2 separate regions of the Homo sapiens genome follow, and region 1 is linked to region 2. Evidence: chromatin loops called from intact Hi-C (ENCODE). Cell type or tissue: heart left ventricle. All regions are shown on one strand.

Region 1 (5,000 bases), 460 kb before region 2:
CTCACTTTGCACTTCCAAGCAATCACCAGTCCTGGGGTTTGCCCTTGTAAATGTGTGTGTGTGTGTGTGTGTGTGTGTGTAACTTTTTTTTTTTGAGATGGAGTCTCACTGTTTCCCAGGCTGGATGCAATAGTGCAATCTCGGCTCACTGCAACCTCCACCTCCCAGGTTCAAGCGATTCTCTTGCCCCAACCTCCCGAGTAGCTGGAATTACAGGCATCTGCCACCATGTCCAACTAACTTTTGTATTTTCAGTACAGATGGGGTTTCACCAGGTTGGCCAGGCTGGTCTCGAACTCCTGACCTCTGGTGATGCACCCACCTTGGCCTCTCAAAGTGCTGGGATTACAGGTGTGAGCCACAGCGCCCCGCTTTGTAAATATTTCTTGAACCCGTGCCCCTCTCCCTCCTCACCATGGAAGCCTTCAGTTGGACTCCTTACCTCTTTCAAGGATTCCTGGAAAAGGCTCCTAATGGGTCTCCCTGCCTGGACAATTCACTTCATCCAGAGCCTCAAGGCCAACCATCCAAAATGCAACCCCCACTCCCAGGGCCCCCCTTGCTGGAAACCTTCCCACAGTTCCCACCCGCTTTCTGTTGAAGGCCACGCTCCTCAGCTGAGCATAAAAGCCTGTTTGTGCTCTGGTCCCCTCTTACCCTTTTTTTTAAATTTCTATTTTTATTTTAGGTTCAGGGGTACATGTGTAGGCTTGGTACAAGAGTACATTGTGTGCAGCTGAGGATTAGGCTTCTATTGATCTCATTGCCCAGGTAGTGAGCACAGTACTCAATAGGACTTTTTCAGCCCCTGCCTGCTTCCTCTCTCCCCACTCAAGTAGTCCCCAATGTCTGTTGTTCCCATCTTTATGCCCATGTGTACCCAAGGTTTAAGCTCCCACTTATAAGTGAGAATATGCAGTATTTAGTTTTCTGTGTCTGTGTTAATTTGCTTGGGATAATGGCCTCCAGCTGCATGCATGTTGCTGCGAAGGACATGATTTTGTTCTTTTTGATGGCTGTATAGTATTCTGTGGTGCATATGTACCACATTTTCTTTATCCCATCTACTATTGATGGGCACTTGGGTTGATTCCATCTCTTTGCTATTGTGAATAGCACTGTGACGAACGTGTGGGTGCAGGTGTCTTTCTGGTAGAACGATTTATTTTCCTTTGGGAAGATACCAAGTAATGGGATTGCTGAATTGAATGGTAGTTCTATTTTTGGTTCTCTGAGAAATCTCCACAGTGGCTGAACTAATCTACCTTCCCACCAACAATGCACAAGTGTTCACCTACCTTTCAACATCATCTTTTACCACTCCCCTGGGCTCAGCCAGCCCACATCACCAGCACTTTTCCCTGGGGTCATTTCTCTTTCACCTCGCAGCAGGCTGACACTCCACTGATATGCACCAGGACACAAACACACGGCATCCATTGGTAAACAGCCACTAGCCCAAGAGCTTCATACTATCCCAGCCCCTCCAGCAATTATAAGTTATAGGGTATGGTCCAGCAAGTGGCCAGCTTGCTAAATACCCTGGCTCTCACCCCTGCCCAGGAGCTCTGCCCTCACCCTCTGTCTGTACCATCCCTCTCCCCAGCTTCTGATGTCCCCATGTCCATATCCTCCATGCCAGGGAGCGACAGGGACTCTTCCAGCTTTACTCAGTTATTCCCTTCCTGGTATCCCCATATAACCTCCTTGGTGTGTAATCCCAGCACTTTGGGAGGCTGAGGTGGGCAAATCACCTGAGTTCAGGAGTTTGAGACCAGCCTGGCCGACATGACAAAACGCTGTCTCTATTAAAAATACAAAAATTAGCTGGGAGTAGTGGTGCACACCTGTAATCCCAGATACTTGGGAAGCTGAGTCAGGAGAATTGCTTGAACCCGGAGGCGGAGGTTGCAGTGAGCCAAGATTGCACCACTGCACTCCAGCCGGGCCAACATAGCAAGACTCCATCAAAAAAAGCAAAACAAGACAAAACAAAAAAACAACACCTCCTTTATACAACTTGCCTTGGTGTGTTGTGATTTCTTACTCTTTTCTCTGTCTTCCACTTAACCAAGAGCTACTTGGGAGCTGGAGCCATAGTCCATTCACATAATAGATGCTCAGTAAGTGCTTGGCGAACTAGACCTTGTTAGCAACTAAGCAAAGTCCTCCTCCCCCTTAAAGCTCTCCTAACTGCTCTTGTACCCACAGTCCTAGCCTTTCCCATATCTAGTACCTCCACAGGTTTACTTTGTGTAGAGCCAGGCTTATAATAGGCGCTCAAGCTGGGCACAGTGGCTCATGCCTGCATTCCCAGCACTTTGGGAGGCTGAAGTGAGAGGATTGCTTGAGGCCGGGAGTTCGAGACCAGCCTGGGCAACAGAGTAAGAACCCCCATCTCTACAAAAAGTAAAAAAAATTAGCTGAGTGTGCTGGCACATGCCTGTAGTCCCAGCTACTCAGGAGACTGAGGCAGGAGGATCACTTGAGCCCAGGAGGGTTGAGGCTGCAGTGAACTATGATTGTGCCACTGTACTCCAGCATGGGCGAGAGTGCAGCATCAGGACTCGAAAAACGAAAAAAATTAGGTGCTCAAAAAATACTATTTCTAAGGCTCATGTGTATGTATCCCCTCCCCCATGAAATGAGGACATAACAGGCCCTCTTAGCTAAAATAAAGGGATCCAGCTGAGGCCAAGTAAATCAGGAAATCGCTGCCAAAAACAGCTAAGCTCACTCATCCATGCTGCCGGCGAGCCAAGAACCACGCGCGCCAGCCCTGCTTTGGAAAGGAGGAGTGCTTCGCGCGTCCCCCCCAACCCCCCACTCCCCTAGAAGCTCTTCTTCCTGCCCTGAGATCCCAAATAAGGCAGCCCAAAGCCCAGGCTAGAGAAAGATAAAGCAGGGATCAAACAAGGCTCTGGGTCCAACTGCAAGGTGCTGCGTGTTTTTAAAGGAGAGAGGAAACAGAATCAAAAGGATGTCTTGTCTGTTTCAGGGACAAGCACAAGCGAAATCACCCAGGCGGTCCGACGTTTCACAGATTTCCCCTAACAGGCCTCAGAACACCGGGAGAGGGTTGGGGGGGCTCTATCCGCCTCTCATTTGGGACCAGGAACAGCTACGACTCTTCTGTCATCAGGCCTTCCTGGGTTTGCTGGGGAGGGAAGGAGGAAGAAAGGAAGGAAGGAAAAGGAGACAAGGGAAGCAGAGAGGAAGGAAGAAAAGAAGGAAGGGAGGGAGGGAGGGATGACATTGCAGCTACTACAGGCCGGCATTCTGCCAAGAGCTTTGCACGTGCCCGCTCCCTGAACCATAAAAGCAGCCCTCTGAGCTTGGTGTCTTTCCTGTTCTAAGGCAGAGGGGACTGCTGCTTGGGGACGTCCTTTGATTTGCCCAGGGGCAGAGAACTATCAAGCGGCAGAGCCGAAAAGACAAGCCAGGGTGTCTGATCGCGATTCTAATAGCTCTCTGGGAGCAGTGGCCCCCTCTCACCTTTCCTTGAGACTTCCCCAAATCTCCAGCAGGACCAAGCTCTGCGTGACATCACGTCACTCTCCCGCTTTCTGCTTGGCGAAGCAGGTCCACGCCTGTGTGGCTTCTCGGCATCAAAGGATTTTTACTCTCAACACCCGCATGCATGCATGTACTTCACACAAGGGCAGAGAGAGCTAAAGATTAGTGGTAAATGGAGATTAGCACTGTCTGCATGAGCCCAAGGCAACTGGGACACTAGAATAGCCCCTTGTTTGAGTATCTGTTCAACATGCCACCTGTGACCACCAGGCCTTCTTTCCTATGTAGTGTTGTCCCTGCCCACCTCCCATCACCCTTGCTCTATCTAACACACTTTTATTTTCTCCTTAGCCCTTGCTACAGTTCAGTATTTATTTATTTATTTTTTCCCAGACAGGATCTCACTCTGTCACGCAGGCTGGAGTGCAGTGGTGCTGTCTTGGCTCACTGCAGCCTCCAACTCCTGGACTCAAACAATCTTCCTGCCTCAGCCCCCTGAGTTGCTAGAATTGCAGGCAAGCACCACCATGACTGGCTTTTTTTGTTTGTTTTTGAGACGGAGTCTCATTCTGTCTTTCAGGCTGGAGTGCAGTGGTGTGATCTCAGCTCATGGCAACCTCTGCCTCCTGGGTTCAAGCGATTCTCCTGCCTCAGCCTCCCGAGTAGCTAGGACTACAGGCGTGTACCACCATGCCCAGCTAATTTTTGTATTTTTTTTAGTAGGGAGTTTCACCATGTTGTCCAGGCTGGTGTTGAACTCCTGACCTCAGATGATCCACCCGCCTTGGCCTCCCAAAGTGCTGGGATTACAGGCGTGAGTTTTTTGTTTGTTTTTAGTTTTTTGTAGAGACAGGGTCTTGCTCTCTTGCCAAGGCTTGTCTCAAACTCCTGGCCTCAAGTGATCCTCCCAACTCTGCCTCCCAAAGTGCTGGAATTACAGGAGTGAGCTGCTGTGCCCAGCCCGGAATTACTCTTACTCAAGTATTTCCTTGTTTAGTGTCTATCTTTCTCACTCGAATGTAAAGCCCAGCTATGACCAAAGTAAGGCATGCCATCCAGGAGTTTGCTGAGTCATACTAGAACCCCATATGAGCTTATTCCACAGGCCAAAGGGTTCTCCTCCGAACCCCTCTACCTAGCACGCCTCCCCACCACTCAATTTACCAGGTGTGGGATGCATGTAATAGATTTTCCTGATGTGATTACTCTCCAACTAGATGTAGAACCTGAACTCTGCCAGTGTCTATTTCTGAGAGGTTCCTCCAGGAGCTGGAAGCAATGGCCTCAAATCCAAAGAGCCGCTGCAAATAGGGCCGGGGATCTCTCTGAAAGCTGCATGTCAAGGATGCCCGTGCCCTGGTGCCATGGTTTGCCAGTTACTACTTGAGATCGTCACTAGGGCAGTTACTACTGGCACTACTTGAGACCATCATTACGAGACTGAATGAAGGGGGAAGAACGCAGAAATGAAAACTTAAAACAAA
Region 2 (5,000 bases):
TGGTATCTCATTGTGGTTTTAAGTTGTATTTCCCTAATGACTACTGATGTTAACTATTGTTTTATGTATTCATTCACTTTCCAGACAGATATCTTTTTTTTTTTTTTTTTTTTTTTTTTTTTTTTTTTTTGAGATGGAGTATCTCTCTGTCATCCAGGCTGGAGTGCAGTGACACAATCTCGGCTCACTGCAACCTTTGCCCTCTGGGTTCAAGCGATTCTCCTGCCTCAGCCTCCGAGTAGCTGGGATTACAGGTGCATGCCACCATGCCCAGCTAATTTTTTTGTATTTTTAGTAGAGACAGGGTTTCACCCGTTAGTCAGGATGGTCTCGATCTCCTGCCTTGTGATCCATCTGCCCTGGCCTCCCAAAGTGCTGGGATTACAGGCATGAGCTGCCACACCTGGCCCCAGATATCTTCTTTAGCAAAGTATCTGAATCTTTTGCTTATTTAAAAAATTGGGTTGTTTCCTTTTTTAGTTTTGAGAATTTTTTTTTTTTTTTTTTTTAAGATGGAATCTTGCTCTGTCGCCCAGGCTGGAGTGCAGTGGTGCAATCTCGGCTCACTGCAACCTCCACCTCCTGGGTTAAAGCGATTCTCCTGCTCAGCCTCCTGAGTAGCTGGGACTATAGGCGCGTACCACCACACCTAGCTAATTTTTGTATTGACCAGGCTGGTCTCGAACTCCCGACCTCAGGCAATTTGCCTGCCTTGGCCTCCTAAAGTGCTGGGATTACAGGTGTGAGCCATCACACCTGGCCCAAGAATTTATTAAATTAATATATTCTGTATACAAAACTTATCAGATACACATTTTAAAAAATATTTTTCCATTCTGTGGCTTATCTATTTATGTATCTTTTACTCTCCTGGTAACTCACAGAACAGTCACTTTATTTTCTTGACAGTATCTTTTGAAGAGCAAAATTTTAATTCTTGAAGTGTAATTTATCAATTTATTCTTTTATGGATTATGCCTTTGGTGTCATAGTAAGAAATCTTAGCTTAACCCAAGATTACAAGAGTTTTCTCTTAGAAATTTTATGGTTTTAGGTTTTACATTCAGGTTTATAATATAGTTTGTGTTAGTTTTTTCTATTTAGATTGAAGTGTGGATTAAAATTTTGCATATGATTACCTATTCTATCACCATTTGTTTAAAAAACTTATTTCTCTGTAGAATAGCTTTTGCCTGAAAATCAGTTGTTGATATATGTGTGGGTCTCTTTCTGGACTATTCTGTTCCTTTGATCTGTTTTTCTATCTTTATGCCAATATAGTGATGCAATTTTAATGTGGTGTGAAAGATGGCACTACAGAGCACCTGACTTGCTCCTCCTCTAACCTACTTTACTATAATAGTTCACTGATTAGCCTGTTTCCCTGGATAAGCAGCCTGAGTTTAGGAATTCTTTCTTAGATATTTCCAACAGATGGCAATGTGTATGCACATAGTAGGTGTTTTGATATTTGTTTTTAAAAGATGTGAATCTTAGGGATTAATGTTTGAATGCCATCCTGGATGCCTTGTACATTCCTACAGATAGTAGTCTTCTCTACTTTCTAAAAAGTTTAGGCTCTGAAAATCTGTTCATAAAGTCCATTTGCTCAAAAGTCCAAAGTTGGGGACTGTTGTGAACATATCTATCTAGTTACTAGTTTTCTAATTTTTCATTTCTTATCACTGGAGACTCATTATTGGTAGAATCAGTGTTTGTAAAACCATTCAAAAACAAGTACAAATGGTATACAATAAACCAGCAAGGGACTTGACAGACCAAAATGACAGGACACAGCCATTATGTCATTGTGTCATTGGGGACAGGCAAAGCACTTTTTTCTTTTTCTCCTGGCTTGTTATTTTCTTTAAGGTCTCTAAGATCAGATAACTAACAGAAGAGGCTCAGTTTAAATTGCAAGCCCCTCACATACATATACATGCATTTGGGTGCATGCAGACACATATACCACAAATACTTTGTAAGTGATGGACTGCCCTCAGGTTAGTTTGCTTGGAAAAATCAGGCGGAGACTTTCTATAACCCACTTCATGCAAGGCAGACAAATTGTGCCCTCATTTTCTATTGTCTCTGGCTTCATCTGTAATCAGCAAATGGAGCCCTGCAGCTTACATAGTGTTTCATCTGCTATTTGTTACTCTCCCTTAGTTTGCACAACACTGAACCATCTCATTTTGAAATTCAAGAGTGGCGAGGAGGCCTTTGGTGGAAGATTGTAATTTGGGAGAAGGGAAAGTCAAGAGCAAGATCGCCTATTTTGAAGAAGGCGGGGTGTTGAAGGAAATTGCCTTTGTCAGTCTCTGAGCCTCTCCATATATGTGCTACTGTGACCCTGCCCTCCATCACCAGTGACCTAAAAATCACATAATTTCAACTATTCTCCAAACCTATTCACATCTGTTGTGCATGGCTTGTACACTTACCCCCTCTATTGACAGCCAATATGTCTAAATCTTTTTGCCTCTCAGCCAGCCTCTTGTTGGTGGCTCCCTGGCTTTCTTGCCTTCTTTCCTGCTTCTTCTATGACTGTCAAATGAATGCCTTAAAGCGTTTTTTTTTTTTTTTTTTTTTTTTTTAACAGATTTCTTTCTTATCCTTCTGCCCTCCTGCCTTTCTCTCCTAGTGCTTGTGTAAGGGAGGCAGTTTTTTTTATCTTTACCCTGTTAGGGTCTCTAGCTGAGGCTGAGTATTAAATTGATGTAAAATAGATTAACAGAAGAAAAGCATATGGATTTTGACACATATATAGGAGCCCCCACAGGAAAGTGAAGACCCAAAAAGTGGCAAATCTTGAATCCTTATTTAGTAGGTTGAACAGAGTGGCCGTTGTGGAAAAGTAACTAAAATAAATGATGTGGCTAAAGGAAGATAAGAGTTAGTAAGATCTGTTGGTACAAATTTTTCTGGACTCCCCATGTCTAGAAACGAGAAAATTTCTTCTTTCCTACTATAGGGAGATCATCTTTCACATGAGAGTTTTTTCCCATCTCAGGTGTTTCTGGTGATAATGTTTCTTTTCTCCTATCTCTTTTGTTTCTATTTTTCAAGTGCCTTTAGCTTTAAAATAATCCTTAGGCCTAAATAGCATGTTTTGGGGTGGCGTGTTCTGCCACTCTTCATTTGCTCATGCTTTCCTTGCAGAATATGGACTACAATCATCTTATTTTCAAAAAATTCTTCAGGTAATTCTGATGGACAGTTTCTCTTGTGAACCACTATCCTAGATCATGGTAGACGAATGAATCAACAGGCCTTTGAAAATTGCCATTCATTGATCCCAAAAAGTTTTTTTATATACCAGATAATTTCCCTCCCCATATTATAGCAATACTAGAGACTGCCCAGGTTTCCTTAAGGAAGTTCTTAAATTAGTGCTACTGGTTGGTTGGTGGTGGAGGAAAGCATTGGTGGGTGTATATTTACAAACAATTACACAGGCATGTAGTCATGTACACAACTCTTGTGACTGTTGATAAGATGATTAGTTTATGATCAGTCTTTGTCTTTGATTCTTAATGCTTATAATGGATAGTTTTTGTCATTTTTCTCCAAGACAGTCTGAAAAAATTAAATAGTTATTTTACTTTATAAATGGTAAGCAGTCAGTACCTGTTTATAGAGGGAATGAACAAAGAGTGGTCTGGTTTATTCAGGATTTGTACCAAAAAATCTATATAGTAATTTATAAATAAAGGTAGATCTTTGAAAAAAATAAAGATAATCTCTAGTCTCTGAAAATATAAACCTGTTACATAATAAAAAGTTGTTATAGACTCTTCATTTCTTCTTACCTCTTAAGCCACCACCTCTAGACACACTTTGATCCTCTCTCTCTCTTCTTCCCCCCCCCCGAGTGGAAAATCTCAATATTAATTGGAGCTAAGATGATTGTACTACTGCTGCTAAGACTTCAGCAGGTCTCTTACAAGCTAATGTCACGGCATGGGGTCCATTTGCTCTGTGTAGCTATTCTGCAGTGCAGTGAGAATTCCTTGATTAATATGCTACATGAAAATAAAATGGATTTGGAAAAAATTATAGCATACTCTCATAAATATTAATTCACATTTGTATGGAATTACACATAATTTTCAATATACTTTGGAAGCACCTTCAGTATGAAAGATTTGGTCTCCAAAGAGAATGGCATAATTTTTTTAAAAGCACAGTGGATACATTATTAAGCATCATTTGTTTATTAATCTGATCCTCTACATGCATATGATGCAGGGCAGTAGGTGGGTTGTGTGACAAAGAAAGGAGCTTTATACCCTGTGGGGAGTTTTTATATTACACTTAGAAGTGGTACAATTTAATCACATTATATAGAAGCAGCCCATGATGGAACTCACCTGGCTCCCTCTGCTAGTGTTGCCATTATTCCTGAGTGTCTCTTTATGGCAGCTATTTTGGTTAAATGTGAGACTAAACACAGAACATTTTTGAGCTGAGCAGATGCCTGGCATAGCTGACTGAGGTTGTGGACACTGGACAAAGGAATTCAATTCAGCAGCCATTCATTGAACATTTACTATGTGTTAGGCATAGCATGCAAGGCTGTGAAATCAATGGCCATGTGCGCTTGCTTTGATCTCGACTTGTCCCCTGAAACACTTTTCACCACATCCTCATTGCCTCAGGAGAGCTACCTCTCCGATGGCAGAGGGTTAATCGTCTGCAGTGGTAGCAGCTGGAAGTTAGGCCAGAAGCTGCTTATTTGCCTTGTGGACTGTTATCTTTGATATCTTCTTACTCTTAAGGATAAGGCCTTTCCCCTTTTCTGGGGTTTCTTGCTGTTTGCTGTGATCCTTCGTGTATACCAGCAGTGCACACTAGATTCCTTGGTTTCCTGCTTCTATCACCCTTTCTGGCTTGCTACACTGTATGTTAGAGACAGCTTAGACTATTTTAAAGTCAGTATTGTGCTTTATAGGTTTGGATGTTTTAACTAGTTGACTCCTTTATTTATGTATTTATTG

What was found. Hi-C counts contacts between places; a loop is a spot of excess contacts. Peaks named below come from ENCODE experiments on the same cell type or tissue, not always from the same donor. Only the 100,000 strongest peaks of a DNase experiment are listed, where the experiment ranks them.
Region 1: a loop joins it to region 2, with 2.3 times the contacts of the local background. A loop is called at or near these places in 2 of 110 quality-filtered maps.

What each region holds. Positions count from the first base shown.
Region 1 is chr7:69,427,273-69,432,272 of GRCh38, forward strand. No RefSeq gene overlaps it. Among named protein-coding and RNA genes, the nearest start is that of CT66, 170 kb to the right of the region's middle. In heart left ventricle, no CTCF peak of the experiment used is centred here; DNase peaks (open chromatin) are centred at 2,789 and 3,289; H3K27ac peaks cover 180 bases.
Region 2 is chr7:69,891,682-69,896,681 of GRCh38, forward strand. The region is part of intron 1 of AUTS2 (activator of transcription and developmental regulator AUTS2); the gene reads left to right. Among named protein-coding and RNA genes, the nearest start is that of AUTS2, 300 kb to the left of the region's middle. In heart left ventricle, CTCF peaks have their summits at 2,443 and 2,642; no DNase peak of the experiment used is centred here.